5 separate regions of the Homo sapiens genome follow, and regions 1, 2, 3 and 4 are each linked to region 5. Evidence: read pairs that join two places in POLR2A ChIA-PET (ENCODE). Cell type or tissue: HepG2. All regions are shown on one strand. Region 1 overlaps RNF157 (ring finger protein 157). Region 2 has its middle 5.0 kb from the start of RHBDF2. Region 3 overlaps LOC105371896 (a long non-coding RNA gene). Region 4 overlaps UBE2O (ubiquitin conjugating enzyme E2 O). Region 5 overlaps PRPSAP1 (phosphoribosyl pyrophosphate synthetase associated protein 1).

What was found. Peaks named below come from ENCODE experiments on the same cell type or tissue, not always from the same donor. Only the 100,000 strongest peaks of a DNase experiment are listed, where the experiment ranks them.
Region 1: POLR2A ChIA-PET joins it to region 5 with 7 read pairs; 3 of 35 experiments call an interaction of 5 or more read pairs at or near these places.
Region 2: POLR2A ChIA-PET joins it to region 5 with 5 read pairs; 13 of 35 experiments call an interaction of 5 or more read pairs at or near these places.
Region 3: POLR2A ChIA-PET joins it to region 5 with 5 read pairs; 8 of 35 experiments call an interaction of 5 or more read pairs at or near these places.
Region 4: POLR2A ChIA-PET joins it to region 5 with 5 read pairs; 29 of 35 experiments call an interaction of 5 or more read pairs at or near these places.

What each region holds. Positions count from the first base shown.
Region 1 is chr17:76,213,389-76,217,388 of GRCh38, forward strand. The region is part of intron 1 of RNF157 (ring finger protein 157); the gene reads right to left. Among named protein-coding and RNA genes, the nearest start is that of RNF157, 25 kb to the right of the region's middle. In HepG2, no CTCF peak of the experiment used is centred here; no DNase peak of the experiment used is centred here.
Region 2 is chr17:76,504,428-76,508,427 of GRCh38, forward strand. No RefSeq gene overlaps it. Among named protein-coding and RNA genes, the nearest start is that of RHBDF2, 5.0 kb to the left of the region's middle. In HepG2, a CTCF peak has its summit at 2,118 (motif pointing left); a DNase peak (open chromatin) is centred at 2,124; H3K27me3 peaks cover 1,155 bases.
Region 3 is chr17:76,244,682-76,248,681 of GRCh38, forward strand. The region is part of intron 5 of LOC105371896 (a long non-coding RNA gene); the gene reads right to left. Among named protein-coding and RNA genes, the nearest start is that of RNF157, 6.2 kb to the left of the region's middle. In HepG2, a CTCF peak has its summit at 3,935 (motif pointing right); a DNase peak (open chromatin) is centred at 2,130; H3K4me3 peaks cover 370 bases; H3K27me3 peaks cover 85 bases.
Region 4 is chr17:76,395,691-76,399,690 of GRCh38, forward strand. It overlaps UBE2O (ubiquitin conjugating enzyme E2 O), which reads right to left. Exons shown (of 18, transcript NM_022066.4): 9 at 3,759-4,000; 10 at 3,147-3,301; 11 at 2,782-2,894; 12 at 2,565-2,693; 13 at 2,109-2,198; 14 at 438-1,131; 15 at 35-171. Among named protein-coding and RNA genes, the nearest start is that of SPHK1, 13 kb to the left of the region's middle. RefSeq lists an enhancer at 3,212-3,712. In HepG2, a CTCF peak has its summit at 2,490 (motif pointing left); a DNase peak (open chromatin) is centred at 2,471.
Region 5 is chr17:76,343,500-76,347,499 of GRCh38, forward strand. PRPSAP1 (phosphoribosyl pyrophosphate synthetase associated protein 1) reads right to left here. Exons shown (of 10, transcript NM_002766.3): 3 at 1,172-1,238. It also overlaps the pseudogene HMGN2P43. Among named protein-coding and RNA genes, the nearest start is that of PRPSAP1, 8.4 kb to the right of the region's middle. In HepG2, no CTCF peak of the experiment used is centred here; a DNase peak (open chromatin) is centred at 2,042.

The DNA of each region.
Region 1 (4,000 bases), 130 kb before region 5:
GTGAAACCCCATCTCTACTAAAAATACAAAAATTAGCCAGGCATGGTGGCATGCGCCTGAAGTCCCAGGTACTTGGGAGGCTGAGGCAGGAGAATCTCTCGAACCCGGGAGGCAGAGGTTGCAGTAAGCCAAGATCACACCACTACACTCCAGCCTAGGTGACAGAGCAAAACTCCATCTCAAAAAAAAAAAAAAAAAATGCTTGGAATATCCAAAGTGATGTCTTTTTTTTTTGTCTTTACATATGCTAATGAATTAACCACTGCCTGGCAGCCCCTAGGTAGCCTCAGGATGGCGGCTGGTCACTGGAAAGAAAAGGCAGGATTAGAGGGTGGGGACTTTCAGCCCATCCCCCAACCACTGAGGAAGGGAGAGGGGATGAAAGTTAAGTTGATCATCAATGTCCAATGATGTAATCAACCATGCTATGTAATGAAGCTTCTATAAATACCCAAAGGACTGGTTCAGAAAGCTTCCAAACAGGGGAACACTTACAGGTTTCTGGAGGGTAACATGCCCAGAGACGGCATAGAAGCTCTGTGCCCCTTCTCACATAACCTCGCCCTATGTATCTCTCTCTGTATCCTTTGTAATATCCTTGATAATAAACTCGTAAATGTGTTTCTCTAGTTCTGTGAGTCCCTCTAGCAAGTTAATCACACCCAAGGAGGGGGTTATGGGAACCCTGCTTTCTGGTTGGTTAGTTGGAAGCACAGGTAAAACAACCTGGGGCTTGCGATGGGCATCAGAAGTGGGGGGCAGTCTTGTGAGATTGCACCCTCAACCTGTGGGATGGGACACTATCTTCAAGTAGTATCAGAAGTGAAATGAATTGGAGGACACCCAGCTGGTGTCCTCTGCAGAACTGAGTGGTTGCTGGTGGAGAGAATCCCCACACATTTTGCTGACCAGAGGTCACAGAAGTTTTCTGTGCTGCTTGTGTTGTGAGTGTATAGGAGAAACTGAGTTTTTTTCCTATATCCGCAGACGCACACATTTCTTTGCCTAGATTTTCATAAGCCAGCTTATACCTACACACAGAAGTCTCAGTACCCACCCACCACTACTGCTATACCTCCATAACCTTCTATGATGAAGGTTCTTCACACTTTAACTTGCTGCAAACATTATTGTTTCACAGGAAAATACGAATTTAGATAATACAGTTATCCCTGGCTTTCTCTACCAATTACTACACAGACTATGGTGTAAAATAAGGGGACAATTTAATGCTATGAAAGAAGGCTACACACATACCCTCTCCACCTCAAATTCATTAACAGTGCTAATGGCCAGAACTGCTGGGACATCAGTCATGGCAGGGCCCCTTTGCCCCTTCTTAATCAGCCAGGAGGCAGAAATATTTTCAGTGCAATATAATAACCAAATGAAATCAGCAGTCAGGGGCCAAAATTCCCATCAGCCTCATCCGGACAAACCAAGGAACTGTGACAGGATATGATGGAACTGAGAAGTCACCAAAGGAGGCTTAGGTTATGCTGAAAATTACATCTGGGAATACATTTTAAGTTTGATGATTAAACGAATGCCGCTTACCTCTAATTTCTATTATCTAATTCTCCCATGAAGGTAAGCTGTCCAAAGTAAAGGACACATCCCATAATATACCTTTATCAACACTCTCATATACCCCATTTCTGAAATTAACACAAGGAACTTATTAAGTGGCAAAAGGCTTGCTTGTGTATAATACATTGAGGATATACACAAACTCCCTAAATCAGTTGCAATTTTTGTTGAAGATTTGTAGCAGGCAGGGTGTGATGGATCTTGCCTGTAATCCTAAAACTCTGGATGGCTGAGGCAGGAGAATTGCTTTAGGCCAGGAGTTGGAGACCAGCTTGGGCAACTTAGCAAGCTTAGCAAGACCTTGTCTCTACTAAAAACAAAACAAAAAATAAATAAAAATACAAAAATTAGTTGGGCATGGTAGCATGCGTCTGGAGTTCTAGCTACTCAGAAGGCTGACGCAGAAGGGTCGCTTGAGTTCAGGAGTTCAAGGTTGCAGCGAGCTATGATTGCCACTGCACTCCAGCCTGGGTGACAGAGTGAGACCCTCTCTAAGAAAAAAAAAAGAAAGAAAGAAAAAAGAAAAGAAAAGAAAAAAGGAAAAAAAGATTTATAGCAAACTAAAAAAAAAAAAAAAATGAGATTCAGTACTTTGAGCCTGTGGAGAAGCCATAGGAAGGAAGACAGAGAAGAAAATTCTAGCAAAAACTGAACCAAACATTCATTTTTAAAACTTTCTACACAAGGAGCTTTAGTCTAGAAACATCTATTAAATAAAACAATGTGGATAAAATCACTCACCACAAAGTGAGGCAACTATTGAATTAAACAAGCAGGAAAACATTCTTTGAGAGTAATAATGCAACCCAGATCAAAGCAATCACTGAGGAACTACTGAAAGTCACCCATTAAAACTTAAAAAGACAAAGGGCAGCCATCTGATACAGTGATACAACAGCAGAATTCATCATTTAGGAAAGCTTAATTATCAATTATTTATGTCTGGCACTTGCTAGCCCTATTTTCCAAGTGCATAATTTATGGAGAGGGGAGGTACCTAGTTGCCTTAAGTAGAAGCAGCAATCTCAAATAATTTAAGTCATTTACTGATGAACTTCAGCAAGATATATTTTCTATGCATCAGGAATTATACATTTATCATATATTAGGTAAAATTGGAAAAGTTAAAGATGTTACACAGATGGATGGCTTGCCCAAATCATGAAAAAAGAAAGGGAGAGAAGAGAGTTTGATGTCTGGAATTGTCTAGGTTGACCTCAGTGTGGGACCACTGAGTTTCCAGTACCTGTGAGATCTCAGGGGAGGGATCTGGGGCAGTAAAAATCCATGGATGATTGGCTTAGAGGTGGCCATGATTGAACCTAGCGAGAGAGGACCCCTAATGATTTGGGGGCTAAAGAGTTAAAGCAGGCAACAGGGTTCGATTAGAAATGCCCTTTTATGCCATAATATTAAAAGAAAAGAAATGACCACAAAAGATGTGTAGAGCTAATTGTAGTTTTGCCTTGCATTAAAATCAAGAATAGTCTGGGTGTGGTGGCTCACACCTGTAATCCTAGCACTTTGGGAGGCCAAGGTGAGAGGATCACTTGAGCCCAGGAGCTCAAGACCAGCCTAGGCAACATGGTGAGGCTCTGTCTCTGTATATTTAAAAATAATAATAATAATAATACTATGGTATATTCAGTCAGTAGAGTATTATGAAGCCTTTCAAAGTGGTGTTGTAAATCTATATCTACTGACATTAAAAATGTTCACAATATATTATAATTAGACCCTTGTCTCGACAAAAAATTAAAAAATTAGCTGGGTATGATGGCCCAAGCCTGTGGTCCCAGCTACTCAATAGGCTGAGGTGGGAGGATCACTTGAGCCCAGGAGGTCAGGCCTGCAGTGAGCCATGACTGCGCCATTACATTCCAGTCTGGGTAAAAGAGCAAGACCCTGTGTCAAAAAAAAACAAAAACAAAAACAAAAAACAAACAAACAAACAAAAAACCCCATAAAAGCTATATAAGCTGTATACTTATAACTGGGAATGATTTTCTCAAAATTACAAAGTTGGCAAAATTGTTCTTACTTTTACTTAAAATTAGCTTGAACACCTGTTCAATCACTCAATAATTCTTTAGCAATATTAATTTCTAAACTTTTGGTTATTAAGGGGAAGACGCATAAAATGTGCAAGATTGTATGAATTAAAAAGAGCTCCCCAAACCTTCATCTATTTTTTGTTTGTTTTTGTTTTTCTGTAGAGATGGAGTTTCACCATGTTGGCCAGGCTGGTCTCAAACTCCTGGGTCAAGAGACCTGCCCGCCTCAGCCTCCCAAAGTGTTGGGATTACAGGTGTGAGCCACCGAGCCCAGCCATCCTCATCTGTTAAAAGGAAAAATAAATTTACTTATTGGTATTTCATTTTACAACCAAAAATTTGCTTTTTCCTTTCTT
Region 2 (4,000 bases), 160 kb after region 5:
CCTTTAAAACATGCTTTCACAGACACTATTTCATTTATTATTATTATTTATTTATTTTTGAACCGCAGTCTCGCTCTGTCGCCAGGCTGGAGTGCAGTGGCGCAATCTCCACTCACTGCAACCTCGGCCTTCTGGGTTCAAGTGATTCTCGTGTCTCAGTTTCCCGAGCAGCTGGGATTACAGGCATGCGCCACCACATCCAACTAATTTTTTTTTTTTGAGACAGAGTTTCTCTCTTGTTGCCCAGGCTGGAGTGCAATGGCGCAATCTCGGCTCACCACAACCTCCACCTCTCGGGTTCAAGCGATTCTCCTGCCTCAGCCTCCCAAGTAGCTGGGATTACAGGCATGCACCACCACACCTGGCTAATTTTGTATATTTTTAGTAGAGATGGGGTTTCTCCATGTTGGTCAGGCTGGTCTCGAACTCCCAACCTCAGGTGATCCTCCTGCCTCTGTCTCCCAAAGTGCTGGGATTACAAGTATGAGCCACTGTGCCTGGCCTTTTTTTTTGTATTTTTAGTAGAGATGGGGTTTCACCATATTGGCCAGGATGGTCTCGATCTCCTGACCTCGTGATCTGCCCACTTCAGCCTCCCAAAGCACTGGGATTACAGGTGTGAGCCACTGTGCCCGGCCTATTATTATTTTTTGAGGCCGTTATCTTGCTCTGTCATCCAGGCTGGAGTGCAGTGGTACAATGGGAATCACTGTAGCCTCAACCTCCTGGGCTCAAGTGATCCTCCCACCTCAACCTCCTGAGTAGCTGGGACTACAGGCCACCACACTCAGCTAATTTTGCTTTATTGTTTGTAGAGATGGAGGTCTCACTATGTTGCCCAGGCTGGTCTTGAACTCCTGGACTCAAGCGATCTTCCCGCCTCGGCCTCCCACAGTGCTGGGTTTACAGGCATGAGCCACTGCGCCCAGCCTATTTTATTTTTTAAATCTTGACAACAATTCTGCAGATAGGCAGGTCAGGCTTTACAGATGAGGACACTGAGGCTGCTGTGGAATTAAGACCAGCGACAGAGTTTGACATTGAGAAGCGTTGGTCCTCAGTGAGTACTGCCTTAGAGGAAGGCAGGAGAACATGCCCCAGAGAGGGACCCACCCTGGGAACTGCACACCCTGAGACCCCCTCAAGACTCACTTTGTGATCCTCGGAAGAAAAGGGCAGAGGGTCTTGAAGCCATTAGTTAGCAAACTCAGAAAAGCTCCGACAACACACCTTTGAAGGACGCCCTGGTATTTGTCCACGGGAGTAAAATATTAGGGGTCTATGTTTAGCTTTTTTCATTTTTAGAACGTGAGCGGCCGGGTGTGGTGGCTCACACCTGTAATCCCAGCACTTTCGGAGGCCAAGCCGGTGGTGGATCACTTGAGGTCAGGAATTCGAGACCCACCTGGACAACATGATGGAACCCCCATCTCTACTAAAAATACAAAAATTAGCCAGGCATGATCGCACATGCCTGTAATCCCAGCTACTTGGGAGGCTGAGGCAGGAGAATCGCTTGAACCTGGGAGGTGGAGGCTGCAGTGAGCTGAGATCGCGCCTCTGCACTCCACCCTGGGCGACAGAGTGAGACTCCATCTCAAAAAAAAAAAAAAAAAAAAAAAAAGGAACAGTGAATCTTTTGAATGAGAGGATGCTGGATGCTGACTTCCTTGTCAAGGTTCAGAGAAGTGTAGGACTGTGCCCAAGAACGCACAGGTGGTGAGAGAGAGCAGGGCTGGGTGCTGGGCCCCACACCCATACTCTTTCCAGCCATTCCGGTGGACCATTCCCATCTTTTGGAAGGGCCATTCTGGCTGTGCTCAGGACAGATGGGTTTGGGCAAAGGTGGGGAGGCCAGGTGAGAGGGAGCAGGGGAGTGGCTGGGGGAGCAGAGTAGAGGGAGGGATGAGAAGGGCATCCCCTCTCTTCGGAATTTAGCTGACACAAGCCCCCAGACTTCCTCTCCATATATGCTCTGGATTTACCTCCCCTTACCCCCAGGCCTCCAGCAGGGAGAGTCGGCAGCGGGAGTGGGCCCAGGTGGGAGCCCCAGAGAAAGGAACCACAGGATCTTGCCCGCCTGGCCGCAGAGATTGATGATGCGGGATCGCCATCTGGTGGCGAGAAGAGGTACCGCGCCAAGGAATCCACGTGGTCAGGGGAACCCGGGGAAGCCGCAGTCTTAGTGCTCCCCGCCACCTGCTTTCTCACCAGATACCCTGGCAGTCCAGCCTGAAGGTTAAGGGCACAGAGGCACAGGCTCGCTCTCAACAGGACTCGTCAGTGGTTAGCAAGATGCCAAAGCCTCTGTAACGCCTCTCCTTGCCACCCTGCCTGCCTTTACGACATGCCGGGGAGGGCACCAGTGAGTGACCTCTCTCCAAGGGTTCATGGGCCACCAGACCCTTAGGCACCTTGGGAGCTGCCTGCCACCAGGGGAGAAGCCAGGGTGCCTGGCATTCCTGGGTGCTGGGGAGGAGGCGGATGTGGTCAGACTCCTTAGGCCCAGAGATACTTTTCAGCTATCTCCTCCTGGTGCTATTCCTTCCCCCATGGTGCCCTTGAAATCCATCTCCACCTCCCTCCCAGCAGGCTGCTCCTCACCAGTGTTCTCACCCCACTGTCAGCCCTCCACTGGGTCATCCTAGTCTCAGCCAGGGCTCGGTCATTCCCATTAGCCCTTGGGAATGGACTTTGAAAGCTATTCCAGAGCCCCTGTCACCTGCTCAGCCCAGCTGTGCTCATTTTTCAGGCGCCCATCACTGCTGTATCTTCCCTCCCCAACCTTGGAGGCCTCAGTCACCCTGGGAGGAGAGTGAGGCCCGGGGGAAGGGCGCTGGCCTCGGGGGCATGCAAATGTTCAGGTACACCCAGCTCATCACTAATTAGCTTGTGAGATTAAGCAAGTTACTTAACTTTGGAATACTGAGGCCACCCTAGAAAGACATGCCATCCAGAAGCCATAAACCAGAAGATTGACAGATTGACATAAATGCCACCAATTTCCGTGCCACAAAAGGCACTGTAGACAAAGTTAAAAGCCAAACAGCTGGGCAAGGTGGCCCACATCTATAATCCCAGCATTTTGGGAGGCTGAGGCGGGAGGATCACTTGAGTCCAGGAGTTTGAGCTCAGCCTGGGCAACGTGGCCAGATGCCATCTCTACAAAAAAATAAAACCCGTCTAATTTTTATATTTTTGTAGAGATGGGGTTTTGCTATGTTGCCCAGGCTGGTCTTGAACTATTAGGCTCAAGTGATCCATCTGCCTTGGCCTCCCAAAGTGCTGGGATTACAGGTGTGAGCCACTGCGTCTGACAGTTTTAACTTCTTGATCATAGGTCCTCTCTGCCCCTGCTCCACAGCAACCAGCTACAGTCCTACCAGCCCATCCACACATCTCCTTCCGTTTCTTCCGCTGCCCTGGTTGCTTCAGGCGTAAGCCCGGGGTGGCCTCCATGCCTTCCCTAGTCCACCCTGCACAGGCTGCCAGCTCTGTGGCCACCACTGCTCCTGTTCCAGGATCTCCAGTGGCTCTAGGTCACCTCCCAAAGACAGTCTGAGCTCCTCAGCCATCGAGAGCCCCACAACCTGGTGCCAACATACTTCCCTGGTCTTACCTGGTATGTTCTCCATCACAGATTTGGCTTTCTGTAGCTCCCAGTCTCTGCTCACTTGCCTCCAGGGTCTCCACCGCTGACATGGTCTCCCTTCCTCACGGAGCCTTGAGCTGCTCTGCACCTCTTTTCCAGAACTTTCCTTGACGCCCCTTCTGGACAAGCTCCCTCCTCTGTGGTGTCCACGCTCATGTACACAACCTCCTTCTTCTCTCATGGAGAGATTTGAGAGGAGAAACAGGACCTCATTTAGTCTTTTTTTTTTTTTTTTTTTTTTTGAGACAGAGTCTTGCTCTGTCGCCCAGGCTGGAGTGCAATGGCACGATCTCGGTTCACTGCAAGCTCTGCCTCCCCAGTTCACACCATTCTCCTGCCTCAGCTTCC
Region 3 (4,000 bases), 99 kb before region 5:
GTGGCTCACACCTGTAATCCCAGCACTTTGGGAGGCCAAGATGGGCGGATCACGAGGTCAAGAGATCGAGACCATCCTGGCCAACCCCATCTTTACTAAAAATACAAAAATTAGCTGGGCATGGTGGCACGCACCTGTAGTCCCAGCTACTCGGGAGGCTGAGCCAGGAGAATCGCTTGAACCCGGGAGGCGGAGTTTGCACTGAGCTGATATCAGGCCACTGCACTCCAGCCTGGCAACAGAGCAGGACACCATCTCAAAAAAAAGAACAGTTCTTACTCTCAGTGTCATGCAATTGCCTCACCTGCCTCACTCTGGTTCCAGCCCTGCTGCCCAGGCATCTGGCATTGGAGAAATGAGGGGCCCAAGACTCTATTTATGTTTACAGACTAGTTTGAAGAAATTGGGAGAGTCTGTTCTATTTTTTGTTGTTTCTATCAAATACCAGACCTTGTAAGCTTGGTTCTACCTGTTCACTTCTGCCTTCATTCTCTTCCTTGTTGGTCCTGCTCTTCTTTTGGCTTTGAGCTCACTCCACCTGGGACTACACATTCTGCATCCTAAAGTTGGTGTAAAAAGAATGTGCGGGCTGGGTGCAGTGGCCCACGCCTGTAATCCCAGCACTTTGGGAGGCCGAGGCAGATGTATCACCTGAGGTCAGGAGTTTGAGACCATCCTGGCCAACATGGTGAAACCCCGTTTCTACTAAAAATACAAAAATTAGCCAGGCGTGGTGGCACACGCCTGTAATCCCAGCTACTCGGGAGGCTGAGGCAGGAGAATCGCTTGAACCAGTGAAGCGGAGGTTGAAGCGAGTCCAGATTGCGCCACTGCACTCCAGCCTGGGGCCACAGAAGGAGACTGCGTCTCAAAAAAAAAAAAAAAAAAAGTGTGAGGCTAACATTTCAGCTTGGCAGGGCAGGCCTGGTAGCTCACACCTGTAATCCCAGTGCTTTGGGAGGCTGAGGTGGGAGGATTGCCTGAGCCCAGGAGTTCAGCACCAGCCTGGGCAACATAGTGAGATCCTATCTCTACAAAAAAAATATTTAAAAATTAGCTGTGCAGGCCAGGCGCGGTGGCTCATGCCTGCAATCCCAGCACTGGGAGGCTGACGCGGGTGGATCACGAGGTCAGTAGCTCAAGACCAGCCTGCCCAACATGGTGAAACCCTGTCTCTACTACAAATACAAAAATTAGCCAGGCGTGATGGCGCGCGCCTGTAATCCCAGCTACTCAGGAGGCTGAGGCAAAAGAATTGCTTGAACCCGGGAGGTGGAGGTTGCAGTGAGCAGAGATGGCGCCACTGCACTCCAGCCTGGGTGACAGAGCAAGACCCTGTCTCGAAAAAAGGAAAAAAAAGAACATTTCAGCCCAGCATCGACTCCAGCTGCCCTTCTTGGAGAAACAGACCAGACCAAATAGGCACAAAGCCCAGCGTCTGCCTCTTGCTACCTAGAAAAGGTAGAATGTGGAAGCGGCAGCGTGGTGACAGCCCCAAACCTTTCTTTAACAAAACAAATACTCACCTGCGGTTACTTAGATCAAAAGAAGAAAATAACAAACAGGGTTTCTTGAAAATGCCTGTCCTGGCTAGATGGTCAGATTTGGAAGGAATCTCAAAGGTACAGCCCCTCCCCTGACAGATGAGGCAGCTGCAACCTCTACAGGGTAAGGGGCTTGCCCAAGACCATACAAGTGGTAGCCATAGCTCAGAACCCAGGGATCCCTGGCTCCCTGTGCACTGGGTCTTGATATGGGAAGCTGGTGCTATGCTGGTTTTATCTCTCTCTGTCTCTCCTTGGTGAGCCATCTCCTACAGCTGTCATAAGAGGACAAGCCGACTTGAGGTTGAGCTCTGAAGCTCAACACAAGTGCACACACGTGTTCAGCTGTTGCAATATCAGTGTGAGCATGCAATCAACTGCACTCACAGGAAAGTTGTCTGTAACTGTGCTCAAGTCAGAATCAGAAAACCACTGAGCTCCTCTCAGCTGGAGACTCCCTGCACCCTCCCTCTGCTCTTCTGAAACTGGAGCTGAGGTCAGGGCTGCAGAACTGAACTGATCAACCAGTCACCTAACTCCTCCCAGGCACAGGAACCAAAGGGCTGCTGAGAAAAGAGAAATGAGAGGCCACTGAGGGTTAGGAGATCAGATTCTTAGCAAGTAGGTTAAAAGTGCCGTATGCATGCTAATAGTGTGTCCAGCTAAAGTCTGAGTGCCAGCCAAAGTCCACTACAGACAAGCAATTTGTTTACAATGACACATTTATTTCTGAGCAAATTGCTTGTTTATTTATGTGATAACTACTATCCTATTAGGGTATTTCAAAGACTGTGTGTTGATCCTGACAAAGTAATAAACAGAAATACCACTCACTGTTATGGTTCTCACAGTAAGCTATTGGAAGCCTTAGGTCTTTTTTACGCACCATGAGGTATATATTTATTACATTGTTAGCCGTATCCTGTTATCTTTTTTTTTTTTTTTAAGATGGAGTCTCTCTGTCACCCAGGCTAGAGTGCACTGGCCTGATCTCGGCTCACTGCAACCTCCACCTCCCAGGTTCAAGCGATTCTCCTGCCTCAGCCTCCTGAGTAGCTGGGACTACAGGCGCACGCCACCATGCCCAGCTAATTTCTGTATTTTTAGCAGAGACGAGGTTTCACCATGTTAGCGGGGCTGGTCTTGAACTCCTGACCTCAAGTGATCCACCTGCCTCGGCCTCCCAATGTGCTTGGATTACAGGCGTGAGCCACCACGCCTGGCCCTGTTATCTTTTATTTTATTATTATTTTTTATAATAATAATATATAATAAATATCTTTGTTTATAAAGATATAAATATAATAAATATAATAAACATATTTATTTTTTGTTGTTGTTGTTGTTGAGACAGAGTCTCATTCTGTCGCCCAGGCTGGAGTAAAGTGGCACGATCTTGGTTCACTGCAACCTCCGCCTCCCTGATTCAAGAGATACTCATGCCTCAGCCTCCCAAGTAGCTAGCTAGGATTGTAGGCATGCGCCACCACGCCCAGCTAACTTTTTGTATTTTTAGTAGAGACGGGGTTTCACCATGTTGGCCAGGCCAGGCTTAAACTCCTAGCCTCAGGTGATCCACCTGCCTCGGCCTCCCGAAGTGCTGGGATTACATGAGTGAGCCACTGTGCCTGGCCCCTGTTATCTTTTATATTCCAAGATGAAATCTGTGTATGAAAAGAGGTCTGGTAATTTCATTAGCTTCCTCTCTGGTTTTCCTATTTTCCTACCTCTTGGTCTTCCTTCCCCTTATCCATTCTCTAAATTATTCTCAGGTTAGCGTCACCAATATACAGCTGTCATCATGTTACTCCCTTATCTATATACTTTCAGTGGCTCCCTGTTACCTTACAGAAGACAGGTGCTTCATCCCTGAGCCCTTTCCTCTCTCTGCTTCCCAATAAACACCTGCTCATACCCCAAATGCAGCTTATCATTCCTGCTCATGTATGAGTTTTTTGTTTTTGTTTTGTTTTGAGACAAGGTCTTGCTCTGTCACCCAGGCTGGAGTGCAGTGATGCAATCACGGCTCACTGCAGCCTCCACCTCTCGGGATCAAGCGATCCTCCCACTTCAGCCTACCGAGTAGTTGGAACTACCAGCATACAGAACCACTCCCAGCTAATTTTTGTATTTTTGGTAGACACAAAACCCCTTTTATAGAAGGAGTTTCGCCATGTTGCCCAGGCTGGTCTCAAACTCCTGGGCTCAAGCGATCCACCTACCTTAGCCTCCCAAAGTGCTGGAATTACAGGCGTGAACCACTGCGTGTGGCTCCCGCTCATGTTTTTGCTCACAAAAAAACCCTTCCACTTGTGCCCTTTCCATTCCTGTCTGCCAAGGTGAATTCCACTCAGCTGAAATCCTGCCTCTTCCATGAAGCCGCCTCTGAGAACTGCTGCCAATAGGTGGCTCTTCTTTCTCAGAAGTTCTATTGCATGAATTATTTTCAGTATAAC
Region 4 (4,000 bases), 52 kb after region 5:
CACATCTGCACCTGCCCATGCCAAGCCTACTTGCCATTCTATCTTCAAAAGTCTTGACCATGATGCCCTCAGGCAGTGAGGTAGCCAGCAGCGCCATCTCCTTCCGCACTGTGCTGAAGAACTTCTTGGCTTCTGGAGGCTGGAACTCAATTTTCTTAAAAGAATGATTTGCTAGAGGGGGGAAGAGAATAGTCAGTCCCTCATGGAGAGGCCCTGGAGCTCCATCTGCCAACCTGGCTGGACAGGTGAGCACACCCACAGACTTCCCACTCGCCGCTGCTGGCCTCAGCACTGTGACCACACAGGGAAATGGTTTGCCCTGGGGCAGTAGCTGGGGTCTGGCGAGGGGACTAACCACCCTGCACCCAGATCTGGTGACACAAACAGGAGCCCCGAGAAGGCGGGGGAAGGCGAAGACCAGGCAAGGGCTGACTCACAGGGTGCAAACTCCAGTACGGAGAAGACCTCGCCCTTGGCGCTGGTGAAGGTGACGCCAGGCTTGCCGCCACACTGCTGGCACAGCACCGGGGTTTCGCTGGGCCACTCAGCCTTCACAGGTGACTGCCCCTCGGGCTTGTCCTCCTTGCGCTCTACGTCGGGCACTGCTTCCATCTTCTCCTCCTCTACAATGGCCACATTGTCCAGGGTCTTCTTGAGGTTTTCCTGTAGCTTCTTGATGTCATCCAGAAACTTCTTCTCCCGAGTTGGCTTCTCAGGCTCCACAGTCGGAGAGGTGGGCGAGCCCGTCAGCAGCTGCTCCACAGTCATGTTCTTGAGGCTCTCCAGGATCTTGATGGCCTCTTTCAACTCCCGGAAGCTCTTGGGTGGCCCGTCCTTGCCAGCCTTCTCCATCAGCCCGGCCATGGGGGCAGCCATGGCCACAGCCCCCTGGACGGCAGCTGTGGCTGCCTCTTCACTGATCACCACTCCCTTGTCCTCAGGGGCCACCGGCTGCTCCAGGGGTGGGATGGGGGGCTCCTCTATCTTGGGGTGCTCGTCCTCCACCAGCCCATTGTCCGTCTCCCAGCTGTCACTATCATCTTCCCATTCATCCGAGGATGCCCCGCTGGTGCTGCCTTCTACCGAATCGTAGTCTGACTCCTCAATCTCAGACTCTATGTTGTACAAGTGCTGGGGGCAGAAGGGAAGTGCCAGGGTAAGCAGACAGGAAGTCACCTCCCCACCACTAAGGAGGAGCTCTGGGGATCCCTGATCCGCACAGCTGATGGCGACTGGGCTCATGAGGCCTTGGCAACCTCATTCCACCCTTTCCCTGACCTCTGCTCTGGCTTTTGCAGTCCCTAGGTCTCTGGGAGAGGCCCTTCACCTGTCCCACCCTCCAGCTGGACCCAAAGCCCCAGCCAGTGGTCTGTTCCAGCCTCTCCTCCTGCTCTGTGCACTTCGTCAGCATCTGTCCAAGGCGTTAGGGGACCTTGGCAGGCCCAGTCCCACACCTGAAAAGCGCAGGGTCAGCTAATGATGCAGCCAAGGAGGCCTGTGTGGGGAGCTGGGAACATATGACAAGAGGGGACATGTAGAAGGGCCGACATATCCTGCTGCGTTCCCTGGAATGGCCGTTAAGGTGATGGGGCAAGCCATTCCCGCCCCCACTCCTGCCCCCTGTGTGGACCAGGAGAGGAGAGCTGGGCTGTGTGGCTCCAACCAGGAGGCGAGGGAAGGAGAGCCCGTGTAGCCCTTCTGCTCAGGACCCAGCAGGTGGGGCTAGAACTGGGTCGGCTCTCTCCTTTCTCTCCTTCTCTGTTAGAGCTTTCTAAAAAGGGTGGTAGGAAAGTCTCCATCTCCTTTTAGGAGGGAACTTGCATTCTTCGTAGCATAGTGAGCTGACAATCCAGGAAAATCCTGGAGGTTTGTGAAAGTCTACATGCACCCAGAGATGGACGTGAAGAGATTGCTGGGAGAAGCGAGGCTGGTGGGCCAACTGCAGGCCTGCACCAAGGGCTGTGTGGAATGCCTGCCTTTCCCCTCACGCTTTCGCTGAGATCTCACCAGGAAGACCTGAGAGCCCATCTTCTGGCTACACGCCTGTGGCCCCCGGCCCAAGTTGCCATAGTCACAAGCTCAGCAGGGGGGTCTTGCCAGAGCCTCACCTGGGGCAGGATGATGGTCTTTGAGTTGTCAGCCCACACCACCTCCACCTTGCTGCTGACGTCCACACGGGCCACCTGGCCCACCGATGGCTGCTGGGCAAAGGGGACAAAGTCAGGGGGCCCAGCTCAAGCTCCAGCTCCCCAGCCCCTCCTGTGCTCTGCAGTGACTGACATCATGCCCACCTGGCTTGTGACAAGGAACTTAGCTCCTCTGGTAAATGTAACCAGCGGCAGCTCAAGAAGCCTGACCCCAGAAGGGAGGCAGGGAAACAAGTCCTTCTGCAGCTGCTAGTGCTGAGCGGCAGCTTGACTCTGGGGCAGCTGCCCTTCTGAGGACACTGAGCCCAGAGGACTTTCAGGTCTTGTCTCCTAGAGCCACCTGGTGGCAGCATCAGGGACTGCAGCTGGTGCACAGGGCAGTGAGCAGCCATCCAGAACTTGAATTTGAAGGCGTACCTCATCCTCCTTGTGAGGAGCCCCATCCTCAGTATTGCCGATGCGGATGACGATGTCAGTTGTACGGAACCTAAAGTCAGGGTGGTCAGCAATGTCGTAAACACTCACATCTTCCTCTTCTCCAATCAGCTGTGGCACAGGACAGGTTGTCATGAGCTAGGGGTCCTACACCCAACCCCAGAGCCCACCTGAAGCAAGCAGTAGGGGCTGCACACACCTCCACGTCGTCCCCACTCGGCCTCAGCTTGAACCACTTCACCATGCAGGTACGGCCGATGTGGTCCCCAGACTGTACCACACCGTAGACAGCAGGGTCTGGACAGCTCTGGACTAGGGAACCAGAGAAAGGGAAGTGACTAGCTAAGGGATCCCGGCTAAGGAGCCCACATCTCAAGCCAGTGCAGAGTGCAGAACCCTGACCTTCCCCCGTCTTGGAAGTGGTGAGACCCCTTCATGAGGGCAGTCCCCTTCTGGACCTCATTTTAGCTCTGACCCCAGATCCACTGCCCATTCTCCACAAGCCCCAACCCGGGCCCTCATTGGCGACCACCCTGCTGGCTGCCCTTCCAGAGCTGGCACTACCTCGCTTATCTACCACGAAGTCTCCAGGGCAGAACTCGTTGTTGTCCAGGTGGTGCACAGGGAAGAGGTCGTTGGAGCGGATGTTGCATTCCACGGAGCCATCCTGCCACATCACGTCGGCTGAGGTCATCGTGGTCACCACCTCCACTGCCACCCTGCGGGTGCAGGCCAGTCAGCAGGCCATGCAAACCCCACCCCCTCCGCGGAAAGGGCAGAGAGTCTTTCTGTCCCTTCCTGTCCCTGTGGGCTTGGTAACCTGAAACTCTGAATCCCAGGTTGGCAGGATGAGTCTCTGGTGCACAGGAAGCTCACCCAGGGTTCCAAGGCCACGCATTCTCTGAGAACAGGATCCACTTGGGAGAGCTCAGGCAAATGTGGTTCCAGAAGGCCAAGCTTAAGGCCACCACCATCCCACCCTCTGCACCACTCCTCAGTCTCTGCTTTCCACCAGGGCCTACCCCAGGCACCTACGTTGTCTCGGGTGGGAGCCCCGGAGCCACTACAAGGCATGCAGAGGTGTGTGTGCGAGCGCAGGCACGCACACCGAGGGGACGCGCACTCTGCCTGGCTTCACGCTGACGCCATTGGGGAGGGGCACAACTCTGAGTTTACCTGTCCCCTGGCTTGAAGTCTCGAGTGATTTTATTCTTCTTCCTCTTGTGTTTGCGCTTTAAGTTCTTGATGGACAAGGGGATGCTCTTTTTGCGACTCGTGCCGCTGCCGCTCTGGGAGGAAGTGGTGGAGCTGGCAGAGGAGGTCACCGAACTGGTGTCGTCCGTGTCATCAGCAGCCTCATCATCTGCGTCCTGCTCTGCCGAGTGCAGCCTGTCATCTCTGCCTTCTTTTAGCAGGAA
Region 5 (4,000 bases):
CCTGGGGTCAGTGCAAACCATGGGAAAACCCTTTGTCCTTGAGGAGTTTAAAGCTTGGGGAGTGGTGGCTCACGCCTGAAATCCCAAAACTTTGGGAGGCTGAGGTGCATGGATCACTTGAGGTCAGGAGTTCAAGACCAGCCTGGCCAACATAGTGAAACCCTGTCTCTACTAAAAATACAAAAATTAACTGGGCATGGTGGTGGGCACCTGTAATCCCACCTACTAGGGAGGCTGAGGCAGGAGAATCACTTGAACCCAGGAGGTAGAGGCTGCAGTGAGCCAAGACTGTGCCACTGCACTCCAGCCGGGGTGACAGAGTGAGACTGTCCCCAAAAAAAGCCTGGAGAGAAGTAAACAGGTAACAGTACAGTGTGACAAATGGTAGGAATTCCAGAAGACAGTAATTGTATTTGGGGAAGCATTTAGTTTAACATGCAAACGAATGTATAACTTTTTTTTTTCTTTGGTGAGACAGTCTCACTCTGTCGCCCAGGCTAGAGTGCAGTGGCGCGATCTCAGCTCACCTCTGCCTCCTGGGTTCAAGCACTTCTCCTGCCTTAGCCTCTCAAACAGCTGGACTACAGGCGCATGCCACCATGCCCAGCTAACTTTTGTTTTTTATTCATTTATTTTGTTTTTTTTTGAGATGGAGTCTTGCTCTGTAGCCCAGGCTGGAGTGCAGTGGCGCGATCTCGGCTCACTGCAAGCTCTGCCTCCTGGGTTCACGCCTTTCTCCTATCTCAGCCTCCTAAGTAGCTGGGACTATAGGTGCCCGCCACCACGCCCGGCTAATTTTTTTGTATTTTTTAGTGGAGACGGGGTTTCACCATGTTAGCCAGGATGGTCTCGATCTCCTGACCTCGTGATCCGCCCGCCTCGGCCTCCCAAAGTGCTGGGATTACAGGCGTGAGCCATCGTGCCCAGCCAGCAATTTCTGTATTTTTAACAGAGACAGGGTTTCAACATATTGGTCAGGCTGGTCTCGAACTCCTGACCTCGTGATCCGCCCACCTCGGCCTCCCAAAGTGTTGGCATAACAGGCGTGAGCCACACGCCCGGCCTGAATATATAACTTTTAAAAACACTAAGTTGTTGTTCATATGAAAAGATAATCAATTATATTGTTAAGGTTTTTACAGAAAAGAGATAAAGTAGTCAGTCCTCTTACCTGGGTATTGTCTGTATAATGAAAATATCTTGGCCACGAACAGATTCTTTTATTTCAACTCTTGTTTCTGAAAAATAAAAATGTTCTGAAGTTTTAAGAAAAGCTCCTATGTTAAAAAGGAGAAAAAAGAAAAACAAAAGTACTTCATGCCGGGCGCGGTGGCACATGCCTGTAATCCTAGCACTTTAGGAGGGCTGAGGAAAGCAGATCACTTGAGCACCAGAGTTCAAGAACAGCCTAGGCAACATGACAAAATCCTGTCTCTACAAAAAATACAAGAATTAGCTGGGCGCGGTGGCTCACGCCTGTAATCCCAGCACTTTGGGAGGCCGAGGTGGGCAGATCACGAGGTCAGGAGATCGAGACCATCCTGGCTAACACAGTGAAACCCCGTCTCTACTAAAAACACAAAAAATTAGCCGGGCGTGGTGGCGGGTGCCTGTAGTCCCAGCTACTCGGGAGGCTGAGGCAGGAGAATGGCGTGAACCTGGGAGGCAGAGCTTGCAGTGAGCCGAGATCGCGCCACTGCACTCCAGCCTGGGTGACAGAGCAAGATTCCGTCTCATTAAAAAAAAAAAAAAAAAAGAGTTCTTCGAGACCAGCCCGGCCAATATGGTGAAACCCTGTCTCTACTAAAAATACAAAAATTAGCCAGGCATGGTGGCGCACAACTATAATCCCAGCTACTCAGGAGGCTGAGGCAGAAGAATCACTTGAACCTGGGAGGCAGAGCTTGCAGTGAGCCGTGATCGCGCCACTGCACTCCAGTCTGGGTGACACAGCGAGATTCTATCTCAAAAAAATAATTAGCTGGACATGGTGACAAGTGCCTGTAGTCCCAGTGGGAGGATCACCTGAGCCAGGGAAGGTCATGGCTGCAGTGTGAGCTGAAACTGTGCCACTGCACTTCAGCCTGGACAACAGAGACCTTGTCTGGAGAAAAAAAAAAAAAAAAAGCAGAAAAGCAAAGCACTCATGATGCAACAGCTAGAAACATTTGGAGGGAGTAAAGATTAATCTAAACCAACATTTTATCTGGGGCAAAAGAATAAGTCTTGGAGCAGTATGAAGAAGAGGAAGCGAGAATGACCCCCGACTGAGCGCAGTCCGTGCACCGCCACTGCATCCCGCTCCCAGTGCCTACGTCCGGCTGCTTTCGTTGCCACCATGCCCAAGAGAAAGGCTGAAGGGGATGCTAAGGGAGATGAGGCCAAGGTGAAAGACGAACCACAGAGAAGATCTGTGAGGCTGTCTGCTAAACCTGCTCCTCCCTCCAAAGCCAGAGCCCAGGCCTAAAAAGGCCACTGCAAAGAAGGGAGAGAAGGTACCCAAGGGAAAAAGGAAAAAGCTGACACTGGCGAGGAGGGGAATGACTCTATGGGAAGTGGAGATGCCTGAACACACCAGGCACCTGCTGGAGATGCTGAGGGAAGCGTGTGCATTTTGGATAACTGTGTACTTCTGGTGACTGTACAGTTTGAAATACTATTTTTTATCAAGTTTTATAAAAACGCAGAATTTTTGTTTTCTAAGCTATGTTGTTAGCACACAGAACGCTTCATTGTTGTTCTGGGGAAAGGAGCATATGTCATGAATAGAATGTCTCCGAAGCTGGATTGATGTGGGGAAAGCACCTTTCCCTTCTAGTTTTGAGAGACTTCCTCTCGGCTCCCAGGAAGAGGGGCTCCCTGACTTTGACACACATGGCCACCTCAGCACACAAAAGCCTTGTGCTCTGAAAAGACAAATTTGTTTCTATGTCCTCTTCTCCCTTTCCACCTTTCAGCATGGACTTAAATCCCTTAAAGCCAGACATCTGTTGGCACCTGACCCCCCCATAATTGATTACCAGTGTGGCAGGCAATCTGGACCTTCCAGTGATGCCACTGAGATGGCGCCCCTCAAAAGAGCAGTAGTTCCGTTTCTAGACTGTGGATCTTCAGATAAACTCTGCCATATTCATTTCACTTCCGGAAAGTCAGGGTCAGCTTGTGAAAAGTTGTTAAACAACATGCTAAATGTTCACTGGGTTTTACAGTGGCTTTCTGATTTTTGGTTGTGCACTGAAAAAGGGAGTTTGGCCGGGCGCGGTGGCTCCGCCTGTAATCCCAGCACTTTGGGAGGCTGAGGCAGGAGAATTGCTCGAACCTGGGAGGCAGAGGCTGCAGTAAGCTGAGATTGCACCACTGCACTCCAGCCCGGGCGACATCCTTATTATTTTTTCAACAAATGCTGAAGCCTCCTCCATGTCAGGAACTGTACTGGGAACCCCAAAATGCAGGACTTGGAAGAAGGGACAAAGACTGACCCAGGAGAGATGATACAACAACAAGGCCAGCAAACCCTCCGGGCCCAATATGCCAGAGACGCTAGCCATGACGAAGGAGAAAGAACAATGGGGCTGGAAAAAAGGGCCTCACTGCAATCCAGAACGAGCAGCGCAGAAGGGGGTTTGGGAACATGGGAAGATGTGGGATCCGAGTGTGCCAAGCAGAGGGGCAGGCAGTTAGTCCACTTAGAAAGCAGACAGAGTGGGCCGGGCGCGGTGGCTCATGCCTGTAATCCCAACACTTTGGGAGGCCAAGACGGGTGGATCACCTGAGGTCAGGAGTTCAAGACCAGCCTGACCAACATGGCAAAACCCCCGTCTCTGCTAAAAATACAAAATTAGCCGGGTTTGGTGGCGTATGCCTGTAATCCCAGCTACTTGGGAGGCTGAGGCAAGAGGATTGCTTGAACCTGGGAGGTGGAGGTTGCAGTGAGCCAAGATCATGCCACTGCACTCCAGCCTGGGTGACAGAGCAAGACTCCGTCAAAAAAAAAAAAAAA